Linked DNA regions of Homo sapiens: regions 2, 3, 4, 5, 6 and 7 are each linked to region 1. A link is a contact called in ENCODE Hi-C or POLR2A ChIA-PET data. All regions are on one chromosome and are shown on one strand. The core of a region is the stretch at or near the end of the contact, and the rest is flanking DNA. Distances in the headings are between cores, read along the strand shown.

Region 1 (3,436 bases), core at 581-3,080:
GCACTGAGCTGCGCGCGGGTGGCCACCATGCCTGTTAAATGACTTCACTTTGATGAGGCAGGAACATATCCATGTCTCCCTCACCAGAACAACTCCCCCGCCCCCGGCTAAGTGCCTAGTGCGTGCCGATACACCGCAAGCACCCAGCAAACCCTGTTGTCCGGAATGCCATTCAGAGACAAGGGAGCTAGGCTCATGGGTTACGAGACTTGACCCAGTCATACTGCTGAGTTTTGCCCTCTGCTATGCTACGCCTTCCCCTCCGTCATACCGCAAAACCTTCTAAATTCGCATCCGTGCAGCAGAAAGGCAGACTGCAGATTCCAACAGCAAGTAACCAACCTCGAGAGACTGCTTCTCTGTGAAGCTCTAGTGTAAGTGGCACGCACTATTAACCTTAAAACGCTCCCGGAAACACAAGAAATCAGGGAAGCTTAACTATCTCCAGTGTGTCTGAAAGGTTTTCGGCAGGTAGGAAGAGGGGGTAAAAAAAACCTCTCCAAACTAAGAATGAAAAGAAGGAATACAATACCTGCAGAAAAGATCTGATGGGAAAGAAGGGAAAGAATGGTGAAATCTACCCAGGCTGCGGAAGACCAGGAGAGCCAGGCTGAGCCTTCGCTAGGACCCGGAAGACACCAAAGCACACCGCGCACGCTGCCGCCTCAGGACCGAAACCTCTCTCTGCAATTTCTGGTGCTGGGATACTTTTGCCCTGCCACTTCTCAAGATCGACAACTTCTCGAGCTCCTGCAGCCAGGATCAGACCACTAGCTTCTCTACAACCAGTCGAGCTCCACCCAGCATGTCCCAACTATCCCCTGTGGGCAAACTTTGCTCCCAAAAGGCTCTGATTCCAGAAGCAGGGAGCAGGCAGCTCGAGAAGATCGGCCCTACTGCAGGCCAAGCGCTAAATCCTAGTGGGGAAAGGACACGTTCCCTCCTGCACAGCCCCTCGGCCCCTCCAGGCCACCACAACAGACTGCCTAAAGGAGAACTGCCAATGTCACCAGCCCCAGGGCACATCAGGTTTCCAGCTTTATACGAACACTCAGCATCTGCCCCTCACCATCCTGTCCCAAGCCAGCACGCGCCGGGTACAGAGCTGGAGCCCGGCGAGGCTGACTCTCGCGCCGGCAGCACTCGGCCCCACCGCGCTGCACCGGGGACTAAAGGCCCGACCCCGCGCAGCCCGACGGCTTCCGGGACAGGCGCCCTGGGCCACGTGAGCCCAGCGGAGACCCTACACGGCCCCGCGGGCCTAGGGCAGGTCGGGAGAGAGGCGGCCCCCGCGGTCCGCCCGCGGCCCCAGACCCAGCTCCCCGGGTCCGACCTCACAACCCCACGCTGTAGCTCCGCCCCCCTAGCGCCGCCATTTTGTGGCGTCTTCGGAAGAGGAAGCCGGGAGTGCAAACCCCGGGGTCGCTGGGGGCCGGAAGGACTCCGCCGAAGGTGAGGGGCAAAAACGGCCCACACTGTCTAAGACGCCCCCACGAAGCCCACCGCGGCGTCTGCCCCAACCCCGAGTCCCGCCCGCCTCCTCGGGGCCTGGCGGCCAATCCGCACGCAGAGCCCCGGGAGCGACGGCGCCAAAGCCCAATGAGCGGCGCGCGCGCGCCCTGGCCGCCTCTCCGGAGGGCCCAGCTGGGGCAACCACGCTCGGGACGAAGGCCCGGCCGGCGGCAGTCTGCGCAGCGGCTGCGTCGCCCGCACAGAGCCTTCCCTCCCCGCTCCGCACCCAGCAGCCAACACAAACCTCCGTAGCCCTGGTCCATGTCTTCGACGCGGCCCACCAGCAGCCCCGTTTACTAGGCGACCACAGCACGCATGCGTTCAGCGCACCTCCGCCATCGACTACTGGAAGACCAGGCGCACACGTCACTACTTCCGCGCGCCCCCATTGGCTGGTCTTCACGAGGGCCCGCCCTCGCCGTCCCAGCTGGCCTTTCGGGCTGCTACGATCCAGCTCCGTGGCCTAATGGGAGTTGTGGTCCCACCGCGGTGCCCGACGGCCCGGCCCGCGCGCATGCGCACCCCGCCCCTCTGCCCACCCCGCCCCGCCCGCGCGGCACAGTAACAGAGAAACCCGGAGGTGGGATGGGAAAACTTTATTAGGTTTGGTTTCCAGCTTCGGCCACGCGGGCTCCGCCCGCCCCGAGCTCGGGTCACGGGGCGCCCCCGCCGCCCTCCTCGTCGTCCTCCACGTCGAGGCCCGGGATGCCGCGGATCTGGCGTTGCAGCGCCCCTCCCAGCAAGGGCACGGCGCCCTCCTCCTCCTCCTCTGGGGGCGGCGGCGGTGGCGGCGACACGGCCCCGGGGGCTGGCTCTGGGGGCACGGGAGGCTGCGCCGGCACGCCCTCTGCGCCCTCCGAGATCCCTGCCGCTTCGCCCTGCGCCCCCTCGTCCAGGGCACCGCCCTCAGCCTCCTCCTGCTCCTTCTCCTCCTCGGGGCTGTCGGTGAAAGGGTTCTCGCCCTGTGGGGAGGGGCGCGGACACTGAAGGGAGGGAGCACAGGCGGGGACTAAGCTGGGGACAGGGCAGGCCCGGACCAGTGCCTCACCTTCAGGTAGCGCTCCAGCTTCTTGCTGATGAGCTTGTTGTTGAGAATACTGCGGGCCACCATGAGGGAGGACTTCTTGGACTGCTCCATCATGAGCTGCGGGCAGGGCAGAAGGAGCTGGAGAGGCTGCTCTGAGTGCCCTACAAGTTGCTGCCCCGACCCTGCCAGCTTAGAGGGACCCCACCCCGCCCCTGCACCCACGCACTTCCAGCCCCACCAACGGAGGGCCACTCCACAAGCATGGAACCACAACCTATCTGATCTTTGTTCAAATTCCCTCTCCTTCCACACCACACTTACTGTAGGTAAATAAAAATACAGATCTATATATCTCTAACTTTACGGCTGTATTACAGAAATCTGATTTGCTTACAAAAAAGCTATAAGCAGTGAACAATTAAGAAACTAAGAGCCAAAGGTGGGTGCAACCTGTAACAAGGTGCCAACTAGGCTAATAGGCAAGGAGCACTTTGGGGCCAACGGGGAAGATATAAAAACAGGAACAGATATTTAATGAAACGTCTTTTTTAACCCACAGAATTCCAAGAATGAAGAATTATTCCCAGTCATGCAAGGGTGAAGAGAGTCTTCTCTGCTGGTGGGAGGATCAACTGTTTCCGTATTTTTTGGAAAGCAGTTTGACACAATGTATGAAAAGTAAAAATCTGTCTCATTAATCCCTTCCCAGAACGTATCCTAAATTTAAGAACTGGAAACATGCGTGCACACTGATTGTAGTGGTGAAAAATGGGAAAACACCTAAACGTTCCTCAGTGCAGAAGAGGTTAAATAAATCGTACATTCAAAAGAACATCATGCAGCCCTTCAAATCGGGCTCATCTCTGCACTGGCATAAGAAAGGTGTATAATATAGTA
Region 2 (3,436 bases), core at 386-2,885, 960 kb after region 1:
CGGGCAGATCACTTGAGCCCAGGACTTCCAGACCAGCCTGGCCAACAAAAATTAGCCAGGCATGGTGGAGTGCACCTGTAATCCCAGCTACTCGGGAGGCTGAGGCAGGGGGATCACTTGAACCCGGGAGGCAGAGGCTGCAGTGAGCTAATATTGCTCCACTGCACTCCAACCTGCTGGGCGACAGAGTGAGACTGTCTCAAAAAACAATTGGGATGTTCATCAAAGCACTATTCATAACAGCCAAAAAGTAGAAACAACCCAAGTGTCCATTAGAGAATGAATAAGAAAACTGTGATCCATACATACAATGGAATATTATTCAGCCATGAAAAGGAATGAAGCACTGATCCATGCTACAATGTGGATGAGCCCCCAAAACATTCTGAGTGAGAGAAGCCAGACGCGAAAGCCCACATAGTGTGAGATTCCACTGATACAAAATGCCCAGAACAGGCAAATCCAGAGAGACAGGAAGCAGATGAGTGGCTGCCAGGGGCTGGGGGAGGGGAATGGGGAGTGGCTGCTGATGGGGACAGGGTCTCCTCTTGGGGGATGCAAATGTTCTGGAATTAGACAGAGGTGATGGTTGCACAACATTGTGAATGCACGAAATGCCACTACCGTGTACACTTCATGGTTAGTTTTATGTTATGTGAATTTCAGCTCAATTTTAAGGTGTAAAAAAAGCAATTGAGAATAAGTTGCTTCTGTTGTAAAACGTTACTTTTTTTTTCAGACGGAGTCTTGCTCTGTCGCCCACGCTGGAGTGCAGTGGTGCAATCTCGGCTAACTGCAACCTCCGCCTCCCAGGTTCAGGTGATTCTCCTGCCTCGGCCTCCCCAGCAGCTGGAATTACCGGCGCCCGCCACCACTCCCAGCTAATTTTTGTATTTTTAGTAGAGACGGGTTTCACTGTGTTGGCCAGAAGGGTCTCAAATGCCTGACCTCAAGTGATCCACCCACCTTGGCCTCTTAAAATGCTGGGATTACAGGCATGAGCCACCATGCGCAGCCACATTACTATTTTTAATACAGTTATTTTGTCAATATAACATAAAGTTTGGACCGAGTATCCACTGATGAATGAATGGATAAACAAAATGTGGTCTATCCATCTATCCAGACAATGGAATAGTATTCAGTTTTTAAAAAGAAAGAGATTATAGGGCCGGGCGCGGTGGCTCACGCTTGTAATCCCAACACTTTGGGAGGCCGAGGCGGGCGGATCATGAGGTCAGGAGTTCGAAACTAGCCTGGCCAACATGGTGAAACCCAGTCTATACTAAAAATACAAAAATTAGCTGGGCGTGGCGGTGCGTGCCTGTAATCCCAGCTACTCGGGAGGCTGAGGCAGGAGAATTGTTTGAACCCAGGAGGCGGAGGTTGCAGTGAGCCGAGATCACGCCATTACACTCCAGCCTGGGCAGCAGTGCAAGACTACAATTCAAAAAAAAAAGAAAAGAAAAGAAAAGAAAAAGAGAAAGATTCTGACACATACATGCTCCAACAGGAACTATCCTAAGTGAAATACGCCAGACACAAAAAGAGAAATACTGTATGAGTCCATGCATCAGATTCATAGAGACAGGAAGTAGAATGGTGGGTGCGAGGGGCTGGGGGAGGAGGAAATGGGGAATGAGTATTTAGTGGGGGCAGAGTTTCAGTTTTACAAGCTGACAAGAGCTCTGCTGCGTAACATGAATGGACTGGGGTGAGCCGTGAGGGCTGGAGGGCCCTCAGACAAGAGAAAGGATGACAGTTCCAAGGCTTCAAACAGATGCTCTGAGAGAACCAGTCCTCAGAAAGGCTGAGAATCCCTGGAATTTTTCCTGGGCTGGAAGGGATCTGCTCTATGGCTTAAAGGTCTTGGCCAAGGGCCTGAAGAACCACCCATCTTCCAGGGCCCAGGCACTCCGACTCCTCAAATTTAAATACAGGCGCTTTCTACGCATGAGTGCCAAACCATTTCCAGTAAGTCTCATTGTCAGCTATAAAAATAACCACTGTTGAAGCAGAGACAAGCTCGTGATGCAGCCAGGCAGTGCCACAGAGAGGCAATGGCATCTGTCCCTGTCAAATGGAAAGTCCCCTGGCCAAGCCTCTGAATTCAAGTGAACATCTTGGTCTTGGATGTGACCATCTGAATGGTGGTCGAGAAAGTGCTTGGTCCATAGAAGGCACCCAGGACACTCGAGCCCCCTTCTCTCCCATGACCTTCGTACAATGGCACGGAATGGAGACGCAGGGCTGGGACTTCCCCTCCACCACACCGGTTTCCTTTACAATGAGATTCCATTCCTATAATGAGGAATAATGTAGTAGCTTAGTTAATACAGACAGAACTGCCCCTCAGTCGGTTCTTGGGTAGTGGAGCTAGAATATACAGGCCCTGCTCTAAAAGCTCAAAGCAATCCCTGGACAGTAACCATAGCTTTAATAATACTCATCTGGGCCGGGTGCGGTGGCTGAAGCCTGGAATCCCAGCACTTTGGGAGGCCGAAGCGGGCAAATCACAAGGTCAGGAGTTCGAGACCAGCCTGGCCAACATAGTGAAAGCCCATCTCTACTAAAAATACAAAAAAATTAGCTGGGCTTAGTGGCGGGCACCTGTAATCCCAGCTGCTCGGGAGGCTGAGGCAGGAGAATTGCTTGAACCCGGGAGGCGGAGGTTACATGAGCTGAGATCGTGCCACTGCACTACAGCCCAGGTGACACAGTGAGACTCCATCTAAAATAATAAGAATAATACCCATCTGAATGAATAATAACAAAAACCAGTACCACTGGCTAGGAGGCGGAAGTGGGGTTATGGGGAATTGCTCAATGGGTACAGAGTGTCAATTTCACAAAATGAGAAAGTTCTAGAGATCTGTTGCAGAATGGTGTGAATATATTTAACACTGCTGAACCACGCACTTGAAAGTGGTTTTTTTAAAAAAAAAGTGGTTAAAGTGGAGCTGGATGCAGTGGCATGCACCTGTAGGCCCAGTTACTCCAGAGGCCGAGGCGGGAGGATTGCTTGAGCCTAGGAGTTTGAATCCAGCCCGGGCAACATAGTGACAACCTGTCTCTAAAAAAATAAAAAAAGAATAAAAATTTCTATAAATTAAAAATAAATTTAGGCCAGGAATGGTGGCTCACACCTGTAACCCCAACACTTTGGGAGGATCCCTTGAGCTCAGGAGTTTGTGACCAGCCTGCACAAAGTAGTGAGACTCTATCTCTAGAAAACATACAAAAATTAGCCAGGCGTGGTGCTGCATGCCTATAGCCCCGGCTATTCAGAAGGCTGAAATGGGAGGATCACTTGAGCCCGGGGTGCGAAGGCTGCAGTGAGCCGAGATCGCACCACTGCACTCCAGCCTGGGCAACAGAGTGAGACCCTGTCTCAATAAATAAACACATACATAAAATAAAATAAATGAATAATTTT
Region 3 (3,436 bases), core at 275-2,774, 940 kb after region 1:
TAGTCCCTTCTACTGCTCCATTTTTCTTTTTAAACCCCTATCAGTAAGGCCAGGCGCAATGGCTCACACCTGTAATCCCAGCACTTTGGGAGGCCGAGGCGGGTGGATCGCCTGAGCCCAGGACTTCAAGACCAGCCTGGGCAACATAGTGAGACCCCGTCTCTACAAAAAAATACAAAAAAAAAAATTTAGCCAGGCATGGTGGTGTGCACCTTGTAATCCCAGCTACTTGGGAGGCTAAGGCAGGAGGATCTCTTGAGCGCAGGAGTTCGAGGCTGCAGTGAGCTGTGATTGCACTACTACACTCCAGACTGGGCAACAGAGGGAGACCCTGTCTCAAAAAAACTCAAATGAATAAACCTCTATCCTTCCCTCCTTCACTAAAGTGGAGGTCCCCTAGGGCAGGGATCTTGTCTATCTCTTGGTTACTGTGTCCCCAGTGCCTACCCAGGGCTGGCAGACAGTTGTAACAGGAGTGACAGTCCCTGGCCAGCAGGGATATGGTGTGGGGGACAGAGGTGGAGCATTGAAGGGACCCATTGGGCAGCATTGTCCTCTGATGCCCCCGATGCTGGAGCTGTATTGGGGGAATGACTGTCATCACCGTCCTCTGAGTTACTTAATTCATTTATGGAAGTCAGTAAAGGAACCCAGCCTGCCTGTGCCTGCCGCAACTCCAACTTCTCCCAGCCACCTCTGCCTCAGTTTCCCTGCACTTGACGGGCTTATTGAGGTTGGGGAGGAGGGGGTGGGTGTCTCAAATGTCAAAGATTTAATGTGTCTTGATGTTACCACACAAAAGTTTTGTTTTGTTTGTTTTTTTGAGACAGTCTCCTCTGTCACCCAGGCTGGAGTGTAGTGGTGTGATTGTATCTCACTGCAGCCTCGACCTCCTGGGCTCAAGCGATCCTCCCACCTCAGCCTCCCACTACACCCAGCTAATTTTTTTTATTTTTTAAGAGATGGGGGCCACTGTGTTGCCCAGGCTGGTCTTGAACTCCTGGCCTCGAGTGATCCTCCTGTCTCAGCCTCCCAAAGCGGTGGGATTACAGATGTGACCCACTGCACCAGGTCTACACAAGGTGTTTTTTTTTACAGGGTGATGTGCACACGGTGGGTCCCTCTGGGTGGTCCCACAACAGATGAGGGGCCCAGCCTCACCCATCCATGAATCCTGGAGACTCCAGACTTCCCATCCATCCAGGGTTCTGCAGCCCTCTCTGAGGCTGGAGCCAATCTCCCCTTCCGTCAAGGGATCCGGGGAGACCGCCAAGCCCGGTGCTCCCCTGAGAGTCTCTGAGAGGCCCCGACACCGCCCCCGCTCCAGGTCCCCGGGATGCTCGCGCAGGCGGGAGCCCGGGGCGCCCGGGGGATCCCTGAGCGTCACGCCGCTGTTGTGGAGCGCGTGTTGACAACGTCGCCGGGGAGACGGGCGGGGGCGGGGCCCGGGAGAGGGGGAGGCGCGGCCCTGGCGGCGCGCGAGGGGCCGGGCTGTCAGCGCAAGGCCCAGGCCGCCGCAGTGGCCACGGCCGCTGCCGCCCGCCGGCTTATATACCGCGGCTAAATTTAGGCTGCGCCCGGAGCTCGTCCCCATCCGGGACGCGTTTCCGCCGCCGCCGCTTTGGCCCGGCCCCCGCGCGCGCCGCGCCTATAAGGCTTGGGCGGGCCCGGCCGCGGCCCACAGAGCCGTCCCCGCCCGCCCGCGCCCCGACCAGCCCGGCCTCGGGCAGCCACTCACCGGTGTCCCCGTCCGCGTCCTTTCTCCCCGGGTCCCGGCCATGGCGCTGAGTGAACCCATCCTGCCGTCCTTCTCCACTTTCGCCAGCCCGTGCCGCGAGCGCGGCCTGCAGGAGGTGAGGGCGGCGGGGACGGCGGGGCGGCCGGGACCGTGGGCGGCGGGCTCGGGGTAGTAGAACGTGGGCTGCGGGGTGACAGGACGCGAAGGCGGGGACTGCAGACTCAGGAGAGGAGGATGCGGGCCACGGGGATCGCGGACTTAGGGTGGTAAAAGGCAAGCAGCGCCCCCCGAGCCCCGCCGCCCGCTCACGCCCATTGCCCTGTCGCCCGCAGCGCTGGCCGCGCGCCGAACCCGAGTCCGGCGGCACCGACGACGACCTCAACAGCGTGCTGGACTTCATCCTGTCCATGGGGCTGGATGGCCTGGGCGCCGAGGCCGCCCCGGAGCCGCCGCCGCCGCCCCCGCCGCCTGCGTTCTATTACCCCGAACCCGGCGCGCCCCCGCCCTACAGCGCCCCCGCGGGTGGCCTGGTGTCTGAGCTGCTGCGACCCGAGCTGGATGCGCCGCTGGGGCCCGCACTGCACGGCCGCTTTCTGCTGGCGCCGCCCGGCCGCCTGGTCAAGGCCGAGCCCCCTGAAGCGGACGGCGGCGGCGGCTACGGCTGCGCCCCCGGGCTGACCCGTGGACCGCGCGGCCTCAAGCGCGAGGGCGCCCCGGGCCCGGCGGCTTCGTGCATGCGAGGTCCCGGGGGCCGCCCCCCGCCGCCGCCCGACACACCGCCGCTCAGCCCCGACGGCCCCGCGCGCCTGCCCGCGCCCGGTCCGCGCGCCTCCTTCCCGCCGCCTTTCGGTGGCCCTGGTTTCGGCGCGCCCGGGCCCGGCCTGCATTACGCGCCGCCTGCGCCCCCAGCCTTCGGTCTCTTCGACGACGCGGCCGCCGCCGCGGCAGCCCTGGGCCTGGCGCCCCCCGCCGCCCGCGGTCTCCTCACGCCGCCTGCGTCCCCGCTGGAGCTGCTGGAGGCCAAGCCAAAGCGCGGCCGCCGCTCTTGGCCCCGCAAACGCACCGCCACTCACACCTGCAGCTACGCGGGCTGCGGCAAGACCTACACCAAGAGTTCGCATCTGAAGGCGCATCTGCGCACGCACACAGGTGGGCGGCACGCACGAGCCAGGAGCGCAGGCGGGGGGACGCGGGAGGAGAGGTCGGATTCCCAGCGCGCGCCAGAAAATGAATTTAGGACCTCCCTTGGGGCGTGGCTCAGGGGGATCTGGCAGGTGGTGCACGCTTAGGACTCCCCAGGAGGCGTGGCTCGGGAGGTTGGTTGGGGGGGCACACAGGAACACTCCCTAAGGAAGTGTGATCCGAGAGGTTGGGGTGGGGGCTTGCACGCTTAGGACGAGGGGGGCCTCCGGAGGTTGGGAAGAGCACTTAGAAAACCTCCTGGAGGCGTGGCTAGGGAGACAGTCTCAGAAAGTTGGGGAGGGGGAGCAGGTTTAGGAGCCGCTGGGCACTTGGCTCAGAATCCCCGGGGCTGAGGCTCAGGTAGTTGGGGAGTAGGTGCGCGTTTAGGAACCCCGGGGAGATGCTGCGTCTCAGGAAGTTGGGGAGGGCGCTCAGGCTTGGGACTCCTCTGGGGACAAGGCTCAGGACCTTGGGGAGGGAGTGTTCGCTGGGAAACCTTGAGAGATTCCGTGTCTT
Region 4 (3,436 bases), core at 419-2,918, 860 kb before region 1:
TGTAGATCTCTTCAAGGGAGACTCGAAGGTCGTGGGTGACTGGGGGATCTTGCTTCTTTCGGGCGGGCTCTTGGGCAGAGCGGGAGCGGCCAAAGTTCACGTTGGTGAAGCCACCCATGCCCATAGGGAAGCCAGAGAATGGGTCATCAATGTCCATGCCTTCCTCCCCGTTCCGCTGCCCAAAAAAGGTGTCAAAGGGATTTCTGCCACCGAAGAACTCAGCAAACATGGCATGAGGGTCTCCATGGAATGTGTAGCTGAAAGAGGTACCATTGGCACCACCGCCGCTACCGCCACTGGGGCCACTCCCCTTTAGGCCTGAAAAGCAGATTTAGAAGCAGTCAGATGGCTGAACAGCAGACTCTCTCTCGAGCTTCCCTTACAGGGGGAAACAGCTTGGAAGCCATGGGGGAGGAACTTTTTTGTCTGTCAGGGGAGAGCAAGGAAGAACCCCAAGTTTCTACCTCTCACTGCCAACAGCAGAGACGCCCCCCTACCAACAGTATTTCCGCGTAGCCTGACAGTGGAAAAGGACTCATGCGGTTAGGTGTTCACCTCCAGGTGCCACCTAGGCCCTGCCACTCCTGGACTGACCCATCCTCCTGGCAACATCACCAAGAGATGGCTAAAGACACATGGTCCAGGGTCGGCTTTCGGTAAGTGTTTACTCTCAACGTTTTAGGGCTAATGGTGCGTAGGAAGAGAAGAAAAAAAAAAACAAAAATAAATAGGGAGTTTTTAAATCCTCACACATTAGCATTCACTGCCACCATCCTTGCACAAAAAGTCAGCTCCAGATCAAGCCCAGAAGCCAGCCTGAATCATCAACGGGCACAGGAACAAAAAGCCCTGCTCTCCTTACCCTCCGAGGCGGCCCCGCTCTCCGGACCTGGGCGGCCGCTGCCTCCTGCGTGCCCTGCCGGGGCCAGGTCATCACTTCCCGGGAATTATCCCAACCCAGCCCCCAAGCCCACGAACGGGGTCGGCTCCTGCATTCACAACCCCTCGCCCCGCAGCTGAGCCGGAGGCGCCGCCCCGCGGACCCCGGCGGCCGAGCCCAGGTGAGCCCGGGTCCGCAGCGGGCTCCGCCGCGCCGTCCCCGTCGTCACCCCCGGCTCCCCCACCCCCATGCACCGCACCCCGGGGCTGCTCGGGGCCGCGGGAGGAGGCGCCCGGGGAGGGGCAGCCCCAGACATGCTAGAAGCTTCTGGCCGAGCGGCTGGGCCAAGGCTCCTCCTCCCACCGCGCGGCCGCCAATCCGAGGGCGGAGGCCCGCGAGGCCGGAGGGCGGGGCAGCTCGGCCCCACGGCCCGGGGCGTCCTTCCCGGGGGGCCGCCGAGAGGGGCCAGCGTGCCTCAGTTTCCCTGTCTGTCAAAAGGCGGGGCCGCGCCCCTGGCCGCGAGCACACACCTTCCTCCCCGTAGCGGTCGAAGATCTCGCGCTTGCGCGGGTCGCTGAGCACGTCGTAGGCCTCAGCGATCTCCTTGAACTTCTCCTCGGCGCCGGGCTCCTTGTTCTTGTCCGGGTGGTAGCGCAGCGCCTGGCGGCGGTAGGCCCGCTTGATCTCCTCGTCCGACGCGCCGCGGGCCAGGCCCAACGTCTGGTAGTAGTCTTTACCCATGACCCCCTCCTGCGGCCCGCCGACCCGCTGTCGCCGTCCCCCGGCTCCGCCGCCGACCAGTCCCGGACTCTATATACCCGTCCGGCGGAAGCTTCCAGAGCCCGCCAGCCCCCTCCAGAACCTTCCGCCCCGCCCGCCCCCGCGGCGCCGGCCAATCGCCGCCGCCCTTTCAGCGACACGCGACATCCGGGGCGGGGCCTCGCCGTCAACGGCCGCCCGCGCGGGGCCACGCCCCCTCCCGCTCCGCCCTCGGCAACACCTCCCCGCGGCGCGCGCGCACAGGTCGGAGGAGGCCCCGCCCACCTTTCGGGACGAGCCAATCGCGACCTTCTTTCCCTCTCTACGCGGCCCCAGCTACCCTGCGTCCCGCCCTCCGCCTGGGTCAGTAGGTCGGGACCCACAGCGAACTTGCTGTTCCAGGAAGGGGTGGGGCCTGGGACTACCCAGTCCTTTCCCCGGGAGGCGATGAACCTGCTCGCCCTTGTCTCGTGGGGCCTGCGGTGGGCTCCCGCCCGGTGACGCCGGACGAACTACCTAACCTGTGTCTGCCTAACCCAGGGGCCCCCTTCTATCTACAACATGGCAATAAGAGAACCTATCAGGCCGGGCGCGGAGCCTCATGCCTGTAATCCCATCACTTCCTGAGGCCAAGACAGGAGGATCTCTTGAGCCTAGGAGTTGGAGACCAGCCTAGGCAACATAAGGAGACTCCGTTTCTATTTAAGATTAACAAACAGGCCGGGCGCGGTGGCTCACGCCTGTAATCCCAGCATTTTGGGAGGCCGAGGCGGGCGGATCACTTGAGGTCAGGAGTTCGAGACCAGCCTGGCCAACATGGTGAAACCCCATCTCTGCTAAAAATATAAAAATTACCCGGGCGTTGGTGGCACGAACCTGTAATCCCAGCTACTCAGGAGATTGAGGCCTGAGAATAGCTTGAATCGGGGAGGCGGAGGTTGCAGTGAGCCGAGATCCGGCCGTTGCACTCCAGCCTCGGCAACAGAGCGAGACTCCGTCTCATAAATAAATAAAATAAGTAAAATAAAGTAAAATGAACAAAAAACCCACCAGCGCTATTCTCCCAACCGTGGGGAGAAGGATTTTGGGACGGAAGACTGCCTCTGTTCTCACCTCCTAAAGCAAGGTGAGGATCTGGACGGAAGCGCATCTCCCAAGGTCCTCCCAGTCCCGCCTTCTTCCCTTTACTGCCCTCTCAAGATCACTTGCCGCTAAATTTGAAATTTATCTTGTCTCTTGGCTTTCAATGTGTCTTCCCTCCCAGTCTGACATCGCCACCTGGGCAGGGGCCAGGTCCTGTCTGCACTGGGTCCCCAGTGCCTGGAACGCAGTGAGAACCTCATAAATATTCCCCGTTCTTACACACGTGCTTCTTTTTCTTCCCCAACTACCTTTATAATTTGGGGGGACATAGGTGTGTCACACACCTTTCAAGGCCTCTGTTTCCTCAATTGTAGGCAACACGATCGCGTTTGGCTCTGAAAGTCTGGGGTGCCTCTGTCAAGGACAGAGCTGATGGGAAAAGGAGGCTCAGAAAGGGGTTCCACCTGGGAAGGGCCCAGGGAAGTGGGGGAGGTTCCTGGAAGAACTGCCTGGGAGGTCAGAGCCATGTAACACTGGCTCTGGAACCAGACAGCTGGGCTTCATTCCCAGCTCCAGCATTTCCCGGCTGGGTAACCTTGGGTTAGTTACTAGGCCTTTGCTGGCCTTAGCTTCCTCATCTGCACAATGAGGAATGAGGATAGCAGTTGTGCCCACATCATGAGGGCTTTGAAGTTTATATGAGTCAACATTTGC
Region 5 (3,436 bases), core at 937-3,436, 760 kb after region 1:
GCTGTGTGGGACTTCCCAAAGGGCTTCAGCTTATTTAAAATCAGAAGAAAAAAAACTGAACATCCTAATAATAAATATACAATAAGGAATCCAGCCTGGACCACATCGGTCTTAATGCCAACACAGTTGTAAAATAGAATTTTAAGCTGGCACGGCGGCCCACACCTGTAATCCCAGCACTTTGGGAGGCTGAGGCGGGTGGATCACCTGAGGTCAGGAGTTTGAGACCAGCCTGGCCAACATAGTGAAACCTTGTCTCTACTAAAAATACAAACATTAGCCAGGCGTGTTGGTGGGCACCTCTAATCCCAGCTACTCAGGAGGCTGAGGCAGGAGAGTCACTTGAACCAAGGTGGGCGGATCGCTTGAGCCCCAGGAGTTTGAGACCAGCCTGGGCAACACAGCAAGATCCCATCTCCAAAAAAAATATTTTTTTAATTAGTCAGGTGTGGTGGTGTGTGCCTGTAGTCCCAGCTACTTGGGAGCCTGAGGCAGGAGGATCACTTGAGTCCAGCAGTTCAAGACTGCAGTGAGCTATGATCATACCACTGCACTCCAGCCTGAGTGACAGAGTGAAACTCTGTCTCTAAAATAGGTTAGTCAATTAATAAAAATATTTTAAAATATTTTATAATGGAGGAAGTCCTGGTGTGGACCTATGCGTGCCATGAGACCCCAGCCTGTCCAGGCTCAATTCAGTTTCAAGGCCTTTGTGCCTGCTCTTCCCTCCCCCAGCCTGGGCAATATAGCAAGACCCCATCTCTACAAAAAAATATACTCTTTCTGCACTACGCACTCCCCAAATCAAGATGATTCCTTCTCACCCTCAAATGCCCCTTCCTTCACGTCAGTTAGGTCACCTCTGTGGGTTTGTGCAACTGCTGTTCCCACTTCCTGTTTCCCCTTTGGATTTTTTTGTTTGTTTGGGGTTTTTTGTTTTTTTGTTTTGTTTTGTTTGGTTTTCGTTGGTTTTGTTTTGTTTGAGACGGAGTTACACTCTCGCTGCCCAGGCTGGAGTGCAGTGGTGAGATCTCAGCAAACCGCAACCTCCACCTCCCGGGTTCAAGCGATTCTCCTGCCTCAGCCTCCCAAATAGCTGGGATTACAGGCATGTGTCACCACGCCGGGCTAATTTTGCAGTTTTAGTAGAGACGGGATTTCTCCATGTTGGTCAGGCTGGTCGCGAACTCCTGACCTCAAATGATCTGCCCACCTTGGCCTCCCAAAGTGCTGGGATTACAGGCATGAGCCACCGCACCCAGCTGGTGTTTTTTTGTTTGTTTGTTTTGCGGGGGACAGAATTTCCCTCTGTCATCCAGGCTAAAGTGCAGTGGCGTGATCTCGGCTCACTGCAGCCTCTGCGTCCCTGGTCCAAGCGATTCTCTTGCATCAGCCTCCTGAGTAGCTGGGATTACAGGCACCCGCCACCACGCCTAATTTTTGTATTTTTAGTAGAGACAGGGTTTTACCATGTTGGCCAGCCTGGTCTCAAACTCCTGGCCTCAAATGATCCACCCGCCTCGGCCTCCCAAAGTGCTGGGATTACAGGCGTGAGCCACCGCGCCCAGTTTCTGTTCCCCCTTTGTTGCTTTTGTTTTTGTTTTGAGAAGGAGTCTCACTCCGTTGCCCAGGCTGGAGTGCAATGGTGCGATCTCTGCTCACTGCAACCTCCGCCTCCCGGGTTCAAGCAATTCTTGTGCCTCAGCCTCCTGAGTAGCTGGGATTACAGGCGTGCGCCGCCACACCCGGCTGATTTTCGTATTTTAATAGAGACGGGGTTTTGCCATGTTTGCCAGGCTGGTCTCAAACTCCTGACCTCAAGTGATCCGCCTGCCTCAGCCTGTCAAAGTGCTGGGATTGCAGGTGTGAGCCACCGCACCCGTTCCCCGTTCTCCCTTTGTAATGATGTCTCACTCCTCTTCACTGCTTGATAGATTATAGATGCCAGGAGTCAGGGGGCCTGCACCTGTCTCCGTGTCACCCCTGTGTCCTCCAAACAGCAGGCACACAGTAGGTGCTCAATAACAACTTGCTGGGGGCAAGACAGGAGCAAGCTGTCTCTGCACCTGTGGCACCAGATGCTTTGTTGGACTGCAGACAGGGTGACTTGAGCTGTCCTTGTTCCGCCCCCAGGGCTCACCTGCTTGAGGAAACAGGAACTGCCTCGGGGCAGCCAGCCCCGCCCCATTGACGTGCAGACCTTGAATCGAAACCCAGGCTCCTGCAGGCACTGGCACAGCTACAGCGAGGGCCTCGGCCATCCAAGGGTCTCCCAGGTATGTGACCCAAGAGCCTCAGCCCTCGAGGAGACAGAACGTGGGGGCTGGGCTAGGCCAGAAGGAGGGACAGGGCTAGTGGGGCCTGGGGTGGCAGGAGGGATTTTCTAGGGGCATGGGGGAGAGCTTCGTGGAGGAGGGGGTATTTGTGGTGACCACAAATGGAAAATGGAGCTGGAGTTAGGGAAAAGGGGGTCTTGGCAAGACAACAGCATGAGCAAAGGTATGGAGAGGCAAGAGAGAGAGAGCAAGGATGTCTTTAGGTCTAGAATGTGGGTAGCGGGGAAGTAGAGGAGGCTCCCAGGCCAGGGTCAGGAGCTTGAATTTGAGCATGCGGTCTTTCATCACTAGATAGCTGTTCACCAGCAAAGACCCTTGCACCCTCCTCTGTGCCAGGCCAGCACCAGGACACAGAAAAAAACAACAACACAGGAACCTAGCCCTAAGCCCTGATCCCTAGGAGGCCCTCAGGCTGGTGGAGACAGAGCAAGATAAAGACACTCTAGCTCCATGGAGTCATGGCTGGACCAGAGAGAGGAACAGGGGGGAACGTTGGGGACAGAGAGGGGTGCCAGGGTGTTGTCTGGGGGGAGATGCAGGAAAGCTGCCTGGAGGAGGGGACATTTTTACTGGGTTTTGAAGGATAAATAGGAGCTCTTCCAAGTAAAAAAAAAGAATAAGCCTGTAAACATTACCCCATGATAGGTCACAACTGGATTCATGAATATTGTATATATATCTCTATATATACACAGTGCTAGCTAAACTTTCCTAGGTAAATATCATTATTCCCAAATTAAAGACAGAAATACAGGGACAGAGAGCCATTAAGTGACTTATCTGAGGTCACACAGCGGCTAAGTGGGCGAGCTAGGGTTTGAACCCAGGCCATCTGGGTCGAATTCTAGGCTCTTTTTTTTTTTTTTTTTTTTTTTTGAGACGGAGTCTTGCTCTGTCGCCCAGGCTGGAGTGCAGTGGCTCGATCTCAGCTCACTGCAAGCTCTGCCTCCCGAGTTCACGCCATTCTCCTGCCTCAGCCTCCCAAGTAGCTGAGACTACAGGCGCCCGCCACCACACCCAGCTAATTTTTCGTATTTTTAGTAGAGACGGGGTTTCACCATGTTAGCCAGGATGGTCTCAATCTCCTGACCTCGTGATCT
Region 6 (3,436 bases), core at 246-2,745, 690 kb before region 1:
TCTTTTCATATTTTTAAAACCTTTTTAAATGTGAGTAATGTGTTGCACTGCAACATTGTGACAGTTACAACATCACTAGGTGATAAGAAATTTTCAGCTCCATTATAACCTTATGGGATCACAACTGTGTATGTGTTTCGTGGTTGACCAAAACCTTGTTATGTGGTGCATGACTGCACATGTGCTTGATATATAAAGAATACCAGGGAACTAGTGACAGTGGTTGTTTCAGGGGAGGAAAATTTAGGAATAGAGTGAGCCTCCCGTTTGAACTTTTCCCATAGGTATGTACTATGTATACTACATAATAAATAGTTTTTAAAAAGTCAGATCTATGTCTTAGATTCACACATCTTATTTTTAGTGAGAAGGGCAAGCTGTAGAAGAAACAAAAATACATCGTCCTATTTTTAGAATAAAGACAGTTAGTTGACCCGTGAACACCAAGGGTTTGAACTGTGGCTATCCCCTTATAGGTAGATTTTTTTCTACCTTTGTCCTCCTTGGGACAGCAAGACAAACCCCTCCCTTTCCTCAGCCTACTCAGGGTGAAGCTGACGATGAAGACGTTTATTTATGATCTTTACGATCACTTCCACGTAACGAAGAGTAAATATATTTTCTCTTCTTCATGATTTTCTTAATAACACTTTCTTTTCTCTGAGCTTAGTTTATTTTAAGAATATGGCATATAATATACAAAATATGTGTTAACTAACTTTATGTTATTGGTAAAGCTTCTGGTTAACAGTAGTCTATTAGTAGGTAGGTTTTGGGGGAGTCAAAAGAAGTGAATTTTCCACTGCACAGGGTGGCGCCCCAACTCCCGTTGCCTAAGGGTCAGCCGTATAAAAATATACAAAAACAATCTTAAGTATGGGTATATTTTTGTAGGGGATTGGATTAAGCCCATGGATAAAGGTGGAAGGGGTTGGGGAAAAGGAAGGAGAAAAGGGTAAGTTAAATATTGAGCATCCCTAAAGAGACCCGGGGAGGGGTCGGGTGTGCCCCTCTCAACCCTTGAAGCCCAGGTCCCCTCATCCCGCCTTCCGAATGCAAGTTCAGCTCCCATTCCCACCCCAAGCACAAGCCCCGCCCCATTTTTGCCCCTGAGGCGCACGACCCGCCCCTACTACCACCCTGCAAACCAAGGCCCCGCCCACTCCGCCATTGGGGTGCAAGCCCCGCCCATCAGCCATCGGAGGGCAAGCCACACTCCACCCCGCCCCCGCGCACAGGCCCCGCCCCACTTTTGCCCCGGGACCTAAGCCCCACCCCTATCCCTGTCTCTCGGACATAGGCTCCGCCCCCAGCACCACCCTCCATGCTCTGTGGGACCCCACTCCAGAGCCTAACCTCATCCCCCGGGTAAGAATACTAGAATTTCTCCTTGGAGGCTAAAGAAGACGTTAGTTTCTCTGCCGCCGCCTAAGGCTACCCTGGCCACAACAGCCTGAGCCACAGCCACTTCCGTTCCCGGCGGCCCCGAGACCGGAAGCGGAAGTGCGCGCGGCGGCGGCCGACGGCGGCTGAGCTGTGCTGCGCGGCGCGGCGCGGTGCGGCACGGCACGGTGGGAGTGTCTCCGGCTGGCTTGCAGGTGTGGCCCGGCCCCTCGGGAGGGCGGGGAGGGCGGGGAGGGCTCGGCTGGCGCGGGGAGGGACTGGAGGGCCTAGAACAGCTCCGCCTGTGTGAGGGGTTTCCTCCCTGCGATCAGCCGGTGGCCGGCGTGAGGCCCACACAGTCAGGGCCTCGCATCTGGGCGCCCGCCGCCCGGTCTCTCGCTCTCAGGTACCCCCCGTCCGGGCAGACAGGGCTGTCATCCTGTCAAAAGGGAAATCCCAAACAGTCCAGGTCCCACAGCTCAGAAATGTGGTGACACCGGCCCCAGCTCTCACCTGTCCTTCCCAATTTTTAGGGAAAGTGCATAAAGACGGCCCTACCTTGCCTACAGTATGCAAGATAACTGCGAATTAGTAATTCACGTTTTATTTGATATGATACTTAATATTATCTAGCTTTGCAACTGGAAAGTGAGGTCTGGGTCCACATGTGCAAACTGGTTTAATTGATTGGCCAAATTTACTTAAAAAATTGAATGCATCCTCCATTAAGGAATGAATTAGATGACGAGAGATTTCTTTTGGAGACTGACAATTTGAAGTCTTTTAGCTTAATATCTGTTAGCTTGGCTTTGCATCTCTTCCTTTTCCATAACTTTTTCTTTCTTCTTTTTTTTCTTTCTCATAAGAAAGCTTTTGGCCAGGCTTGGTGGCTCACTCCTATAATCCCAGCACTTTGGGAGGCCGAGGCGGGTGGATCACCTGAGGTCAGGAGTTTGAGACCAGCCTGGCCAACATGGTGAAACCCTGTCTTTACTAAAAATACACAAATTAGCCGAGCGTAGTGGTGGGCGCCTGTAATCCCAACTACTCGGGAGGCTGAGGCAGGAGAATCGCTTGAACCCCAGAGGCGGAGGTTGCAGTGAGCTGAGATTGTGCCACTGCACTCCAGCCTGGGTGACAGAGCAAGACTCCATCTCAAAAACAAAAACAACAACAAAAGGAGGAGTTCTTAATTTTTTTTGTTTTTGTTTTTCTTTATTTTCTATGTTTGAGACGACTTTTACTTCTGCTGTGGGCATCAAGTTTCTCACTGTTAGGTTAAGAAAAGCCGTTTCTCAGTTATTTCACAAATATTATTATCAAGAAAACCTAAGACTGTTATTCAGATCTTTTCAAGTTGGCTCCAGTCCTTCCCCCAAGCATGTGAATCACAGAGCTTCAAAACTAATGGAACTTCAGGGAAAAGACGATATAAACTTTGTTAATACTGGAAATTCAAATTGAGTTGGCCATAAGTGGGATGTCTTTTTTAATAATGGGGTTAAAGCTCGTGTCTACTGAGAAATCAGGAAAAAATTAACTCCAGAGGAAAATCATGCATCAGATTTCAGTTTTACGAGTGAGGTGTTTGTTTCCACAAAGAATATATGCGCTTGCCTTGCCTTTTTAAAAAGAATTAATATTGTTTCTTAAAGGTACCTGAAACTTGTGTGATTATGTCTTATGAAAGACAGGCACTTTAAGTTATTCTTATATTTGATTTTTATGGTGTCATATTGTCTTTTTTTTTTTTTTTTTTGAGACAGAGTCTCACTTCATCACCCAGGCTGGAGTGCAGTGGCACAATCTCGGCTCACTGCAGCTTCTGCCTCCTGGGTTCAAGCAATTCTCGTGCCTCAGCTTCCCAGGCAGCTGTGATTATAGGCGCCCGCCACCATGCCCGGCTAATTTTTGTATTTTTAGTAGAGACGGGGTTTCACCATGTTGGCCAGGCTGGTCTGGAACTCCTGACCTCAGGTGATCCACCCGCCTCGGCCTCCCAAAGTGCTGGGATTATAGGCGTGAGCAACCATACCTGGCCTCATACTGTGTT
Region 7 (3,436 bases), core at 360-2,859, 650 kb after region 1:
CTGGTCAGAGGGGACTGATCATGGGTCCTCGAGTTAAGGACTTAGTCACTTGGCACCTCATCAGTGAGGACCTGGTCAGTGGGCGCCTGGTCAGCGGAAGCTGGGTCAGTGTGATCTGATTATTGGGGGTCTGGTCTATGGGGACCTAGTCATTGGAAACCTGGCCACTGGAGCCTGTTCAATAGAAAGGTGGTCAGTGGAAGCCTGGCAGTGAGGGCCTGGTCGTTGGGCTCCTGGGTAGTGGGGCCTAGTCAGTAAAGGTCTATTCAGTAAGGACATGGTCAGTTGGAATTTTCTTAGTTGGGGCCCAGTCAGTGGGGACCTGGTCAGCGAGGGCCTAGTCAGTGGGACTTGGTCAGTAGGGACCTGGGCACTGGAGTCCTGGGTAGTGGGGCCTAGTCAGTAAAGGTCTGGTCATTCAGGGCCTGGTCAGCCAGAACCTCATCTGTTGGGGCCGTGTCAGTGAGCTCTAGTCAGTGGGGACCTGGCAATGGAAGCCTCATCAGTGGGTCTTGGATAGTGAGGCCTAGTCACTGGAGGACTGGTCAGTGGGGACTTGGGTAAGGGGGCCTGGTCCCTAAAGGTCTGGTCATTAAGGACCTGGTCAGTTGGAACCTTGTCACTTTGGGCCCGGTCAGTGGGACCTGGTCTGAGGGGGTCTTGTCAGTTGGGCCCAAGTCAGTGGGAGTCTCATCAGTGGGGCCTGGCTAGTGGGGCCTGGTCAGTGGAGGTTTGGTCAGTGGGGTCCTGGTAAGTTGGAGCCTCATCAGTGGGGACCTAGTCAGTGGGGACTTGTCAATGGGACCTGGTCAGGGGACCCTTGTTAGAAGGAGCCTGGTCAGTGGGGCCTAGGTAGTGAAACCTGGCCACTGGGGGCCTGGAGAGCTGGGGCCTGCTCAGTGGGACCTGGTCAGTGTTGGATGTGGTTAGCGGGGCCTCATCAACTGGGGCCTGGCCAGTGGGACCTGGTCAATGGGAGCTTGGTCACTGAGGTCCTGGTTTGTGGGGTCTAGTCAGTAAGGGTCTATTCAGAGAGACTTGGTTAGTAGGGACCTGGTCTTTGAGGCCCTGGAGAGTGGGGCCTATTCAGTAAAGGCCTGGATCACTGGGGTCCTGGTTAGTGAGGCCTAGTCAGTAAAGGTCTGGTCACTGAGGACCTGGTCAGTCAGAACCTTGTCGGTTAAGGACCTGGTCAGTTGGAACCTTGTCAGTTGGGCCCAGTCACTGGGGGCCTGGTCAGTAGGGACATGGTTAGTGAGGACCTGGTCAGTGGGGGCCTTGTCAGTTGGGCCAAGTCAGTGGGAGTCCTGGGTAGTGGGGCCTAGTCAGTAAAGGTCTGGTCATTAAGGACCTGGCCAGTCAGAACCTCGTCAGTTAAGGACCTGGCCAGTCAGAACCTCGTCAGTTAAGGACCTGGCCAGTCAGAAGCTCGTCAGTTAAGGACCTGGCCAGTCAGAACCTCGTCAGTTAAGGACCTGGCCAGTCAGAACCTCGTCAGTTAAGGACCTGGCCAGTCAGAACCTCGTCAGTTAAGGACCTGGCCAGTCAGAATCTCGTCAGTTAAGGACCTGGCCAGTCAGAACCTCGTCAGTTAAGGACCTGGCCAGTCAGAATCTCGTCAGTTAAGGACCTGGTCAGTTGGGTCCAGTCAGTGGGGGCCTGGTCAGTGGAGACCTAGGCCATCAGTGGGTCCTGGATAGTGAGGCCTGGTCATTGGGGTCCTGGGTAAGTAGGGTCTGGTCAGTGAAAGTCTCATTGATGAGGCCTAGTTAGTGGGGTCCAGGCAGTGAGGGCCTCATCAGGGGGACCTAGTCAGTGAGTCAGTGAGGGCTTGGTGAGTGGGGGCCTCGTCAGTGGGGCCTTGTGCCTGGTGAGTGTGAACCTGGTCTTCAGGGGCCTGGTCAGCAGGTGACTGATCAGTAGGGGTCAGTGCAGCCCTGGCCAGTGGCTGCCTGATCATTGGACCTAATCCATCGGGGCCTGGCAGAGGTGGGGGAGGGGTGAGGGGGGGTGGCTGTCAGTGGGGCCTGGTCAGTGACATCCTGGTCAGCAGGCTCCTAGTCAGAGGGAGCCCAATCAATAAACCTGGTCATCGGGGGCCTGGTCAGTGAAAACTTGGTCGGCAGGGTTGGTCAGTGTGTCCTGGATATTGGGGATTGGTCAATGGGGGACCAGGTCGGTGGAGACCTGGTCATCGGGGCCCATTTAGTGAGGGCCAGGTCATGGAAGGCCCGGGTGATGGGGCCCTGGTTGCCTGGTCAGTTGGACCTGGTCATCCCAGGACTGATCCTCAGGGAACACTCTGACTTCACCAGGCTCCCCTGACCATGCCAGTCCCTGGCCTGCAGCCAATGGTGTCCTTTGTGTCTCTCCCAGCACAGACCCAGGCCCAGGGGATGCCCAATGCTGGGAGGAGGCTCAGACAGCAGGAAGGAGAGAAGGAAGGAAGGAACTTCCGTAGTACCGATGCCTACAAAATTACAACACGTGGTGCTGTTTCTACTCCATCACCATGTTCGCTCTTTATTTCCTATGTAATTCTCTATTCAACCGGCCTCAGTTGAGCACAAAACCATCCTTGTACCACCATGAATAGTTGGCCATGGCTCTTTGATAGCAATTTTTGTTCTGCCGTAGAAATTATCCTTGAACCAGAAAAAAAAATCCCCAATTCAACACTCCATTTTTGTGAAGAGCTGGTTCCGAATTCTGGGTCACTTTTTGGAAAAAATATCTGTTGTGGTAAACAGTGCTGCATCTGTGATCTCAAGTCTCTACTGGAATTGGATAGAGATGGTGAATTTCAGCCAGAGCGCCCAAAGAACTCGTGTCCCGCGCTCCTGAACGCCATCAGCCGCCGCACCTCCATCTTCCCTCCTCCCACGAGTCTCCTGCTCCCCGTGACTCTGGTAAGAGCTCCTCTGTGAACGTGGAGGTGGTCTGGGAAGTTGGCCCAGTGCTCCTGGGACCGCACTAACAGGTCCGAGACGGGGTCCAGGTCCTGCCTGGGCCAATCCGGGAAGAGCTTGCCAATGGCATCACAGGCACCTCGGGGAAGGGGATGGTTTGGTTCAGGACCACCCAGAGGCCTGCTGGGCCCACTCCAAGGCCTGGCTGAGGCCACAGAAGGGCTGGCCGCCTGCTGATGCTCCTTCTTGAAGCCCCTCACCTGCTGGCAGTGAGCTCCATGCCCTGTGGCTGAGCAGCAGCGCTGTTGTCCACCTTCCTGGGCAAGCATCTGCAGCTATCCATCTTGCTCTCCACCTCCTGCAGGTTGAGGGCAGTGGTGGGGGTAGTGCTCAGGGTCAGGAAGGAGCTGACCCCCACCATGCCACCCTTCTCACCCTTCCTCTTGCCCTGTTTCCAGGCCTCCTCGCAGTGTTGCTGGGCCACGTCAGGAAGTGCTGGAGGACGTGGCATTGCACCAACACCAGGC

What was found. Hi-C counts contacts between places; a loop is a spot of excess contacts on that map. ChIA-PET counts read pairs that join two places held with the same protein, here RNA polymerase II (POLR2A). Pooled maps may share reads with other maps.
Region 2: a loop to region 1 is called in a pooled map, with 5 times the contacts of the local background. The contact joins the enhancer-like site here to the promoter of AKAP8 in region 1. A Hi-C loop is called at or near these places in 2 of 50 pooled maps. POLR2A ChIA-PET finds 5 or more read pairs at or near these places in 4 of 52 experiments (CD4-positive, alpha-beta T cell, GM12878, WTC11 and 1 more).
Region 3: a pooled map shows a loop between it and region 1 (9-fold over the local background). The contact joins the promoter of KLF2-DT here to the promoter of AKAP8 in region 1. A Hi-C loop is called at or near these places in 6 of 50 pooled maps. POLR2A ChIA-PET finds 5 or more read pairs at or near these places in 3 of 52 experiments (CD4-positive, alpha-beta T cell, H1 and naive thymus-derived CD4-positive, alpha-beta T cell).
Region 4: a pooled map shows a loop between it and region 1 (14-fold over the local background). The contact joins the promoter of DNAJB1 here to the promoter of AKAP8 in region 1. A Hi-C loop is called at or near these places in 1 of 37 single-sample maps with no recorded cell type and 7 of 50 pooled maps. POLR2A ChIA-PET finds 5 or more read pairs at or near these places in 1 of 52 experiments (PC-9).
Region 5: a pooled map shows a loop between it and region 1 (6-fold over the local background). The contact joins the promoter of HSH2D here to the promoter of AKAP8 in region 1. A Hi-C loop is called at or near these places in 2 of 50 pooled maps. POLR2A ChIA-PET finds 5 or more read pairs at or near these places in 2 of 52 experiments (WTC11 and naive thymus-derived CD4-positive, alpha-beta T cell).
Region 6: a pooled map shows a loop between it and region 1 (12-fold over the local background). The contact joins the promoter of ZNF333 here to the promoter of AKAP8 in region 1. A Hi-C loop is called at or near these places in 9 of 50 pooled maps. POLR2A ChIA-PET finds 5 or more read pairs at or near these places in 3 of 52 experiments (PC-9, Panc1 and activated naive CD8-positive, alpha-beta T cell).
Region 7: a map of breast epithelium shows a loop between it and region 1 (11-fold over the local background). The contact joins the promoter of LINC00905 here to the promoter of AKAP8 in region 1. A Hi-C loop is called at or near these places in 2 of 168 maps with a recorded cell type or tissue (breast epithelium and posterior vena cava).

The regions. Positions count from the first base shown.
Region 1 is chr19:15,377,957-15,381,392 of GRCh38, forward strand. It overlaps AKAP8 (A-kinase anchoring protein 8), which reads right to left and starts at 1,831. Exons shown (of 14, transcript NM_005858.4): 1 at 1,757-1,831. The coding sequence starts at 1,775. It overlaps AKAP8L (A-kinase anchoring protein 8 like), which reads right to left. Exons shown (of 14, transcript NM_014371.4): 13 at 2,561-2,656; 14 at 2,094-2,474. The coding sequence ends at 2,166. RefSeq lists enhancers at 972-1,887, 1,822-2,116, 1,888-2,802 and silencers at 1,077-1,626, 1,967-2,456.
Region 2 is chr19:16,340,507-16,343,942 of GRCh38, forward strand. No RefSeq gene overlaps it. Among named protein-coding and RNA genes, the nearest start is that of KLF2, 17 kb to the left of the region's middle. RefSeq lists an enhancer at 2,075-2,304. Within about 2 kb of position 1,636, at least 21 of the 41 ENCODE cell types and tissues checked have a DNase peak (open chromatin) inside an H3K27ac peak, as active enhancers do; they include CD4-positive, alpha-beta T cell and GM12878, where a contact is called at or near this core.
Region 3 is chr19:16,323,146-16,326,581 of GRCh38, forward strand. KLF2-DT (KLF2 divergent transcript) reads right to left here and starts at 1,525. Exons shown (of 2, transcript NR_186323.1): 1 at 1,162-1,525. KLF2 (KLF transcription factor 2) reads left to right here and starts at 1,681. Exons shown (of 3, transcript NM_016270.4): 1 at 1,681-1,853; 2 at 2,071-2,887. The coding sequence starts at 1,779. RefSeq lists a promoter at 991-1,826, silencers at 1,199-1,928, 2,019-2,268, 2,299-2,348, 2,819-2,908 and enhancers at 1,476-2,248, 2,249-3,019.
Region 4 is chr19:14,516,729-14,520,164 of GRCh38, forward strand. DNAJB1 (DnaJ heat shock protein family (Hsp40) member B1) reads right to left here and starts at 1,669. Exons shown (of 3, transcript NM_006145.3): 1 at 1,411-1,669; 2 at 1-318. The coding sequence starts at 1,621. RefSeq lists silencers at 951-1,520, 1,731-2,050 and an enhancer at 2,963-3,436.
Region 5 is chr19:16,141,499-16,144,934 of GRCh38, forward strand. It overlaps HSH2D (hematopoietic SH2 domain containing), which reads left to right and starts at 2,187. Exons shown (of 6, transcript NM_001382417.1): 1 at 2,187-2,276. RefSeq lists enhancers at 1,480-1,529, 1,628-2,322, 1,810-1,969, 2,050-2,309, 2,450-2,529 and 2 more.
Region 6 is chr19:14,688,553-14,691,988 of GRCh38, forward strand. It overlaps ZNF333 (zinc finger protein 333), which reads left to right and starts at 1,496. Exons shown (of 12, transcript NM_032433.4): 1 at 1,496-1,598. RefSeq lists silencers at 1,090-1,139, 1,470-1,839.
Region 7 is chr19:16,032,104-16,035,539 of GRCh38, forward strand. LINC00905 (long intergenic non-protein coding RNA 905) reads left to right here and starts at 1,610. Exons shown (of 5, transcript NR_024335.2): 1 at 1,610-1,725; 2 at 2,377-2,909; 3 at 3,368-3,436. It also overlaps the pseudogene SNX33P1. RefSeq lists an enhancer at 2,994-3,436.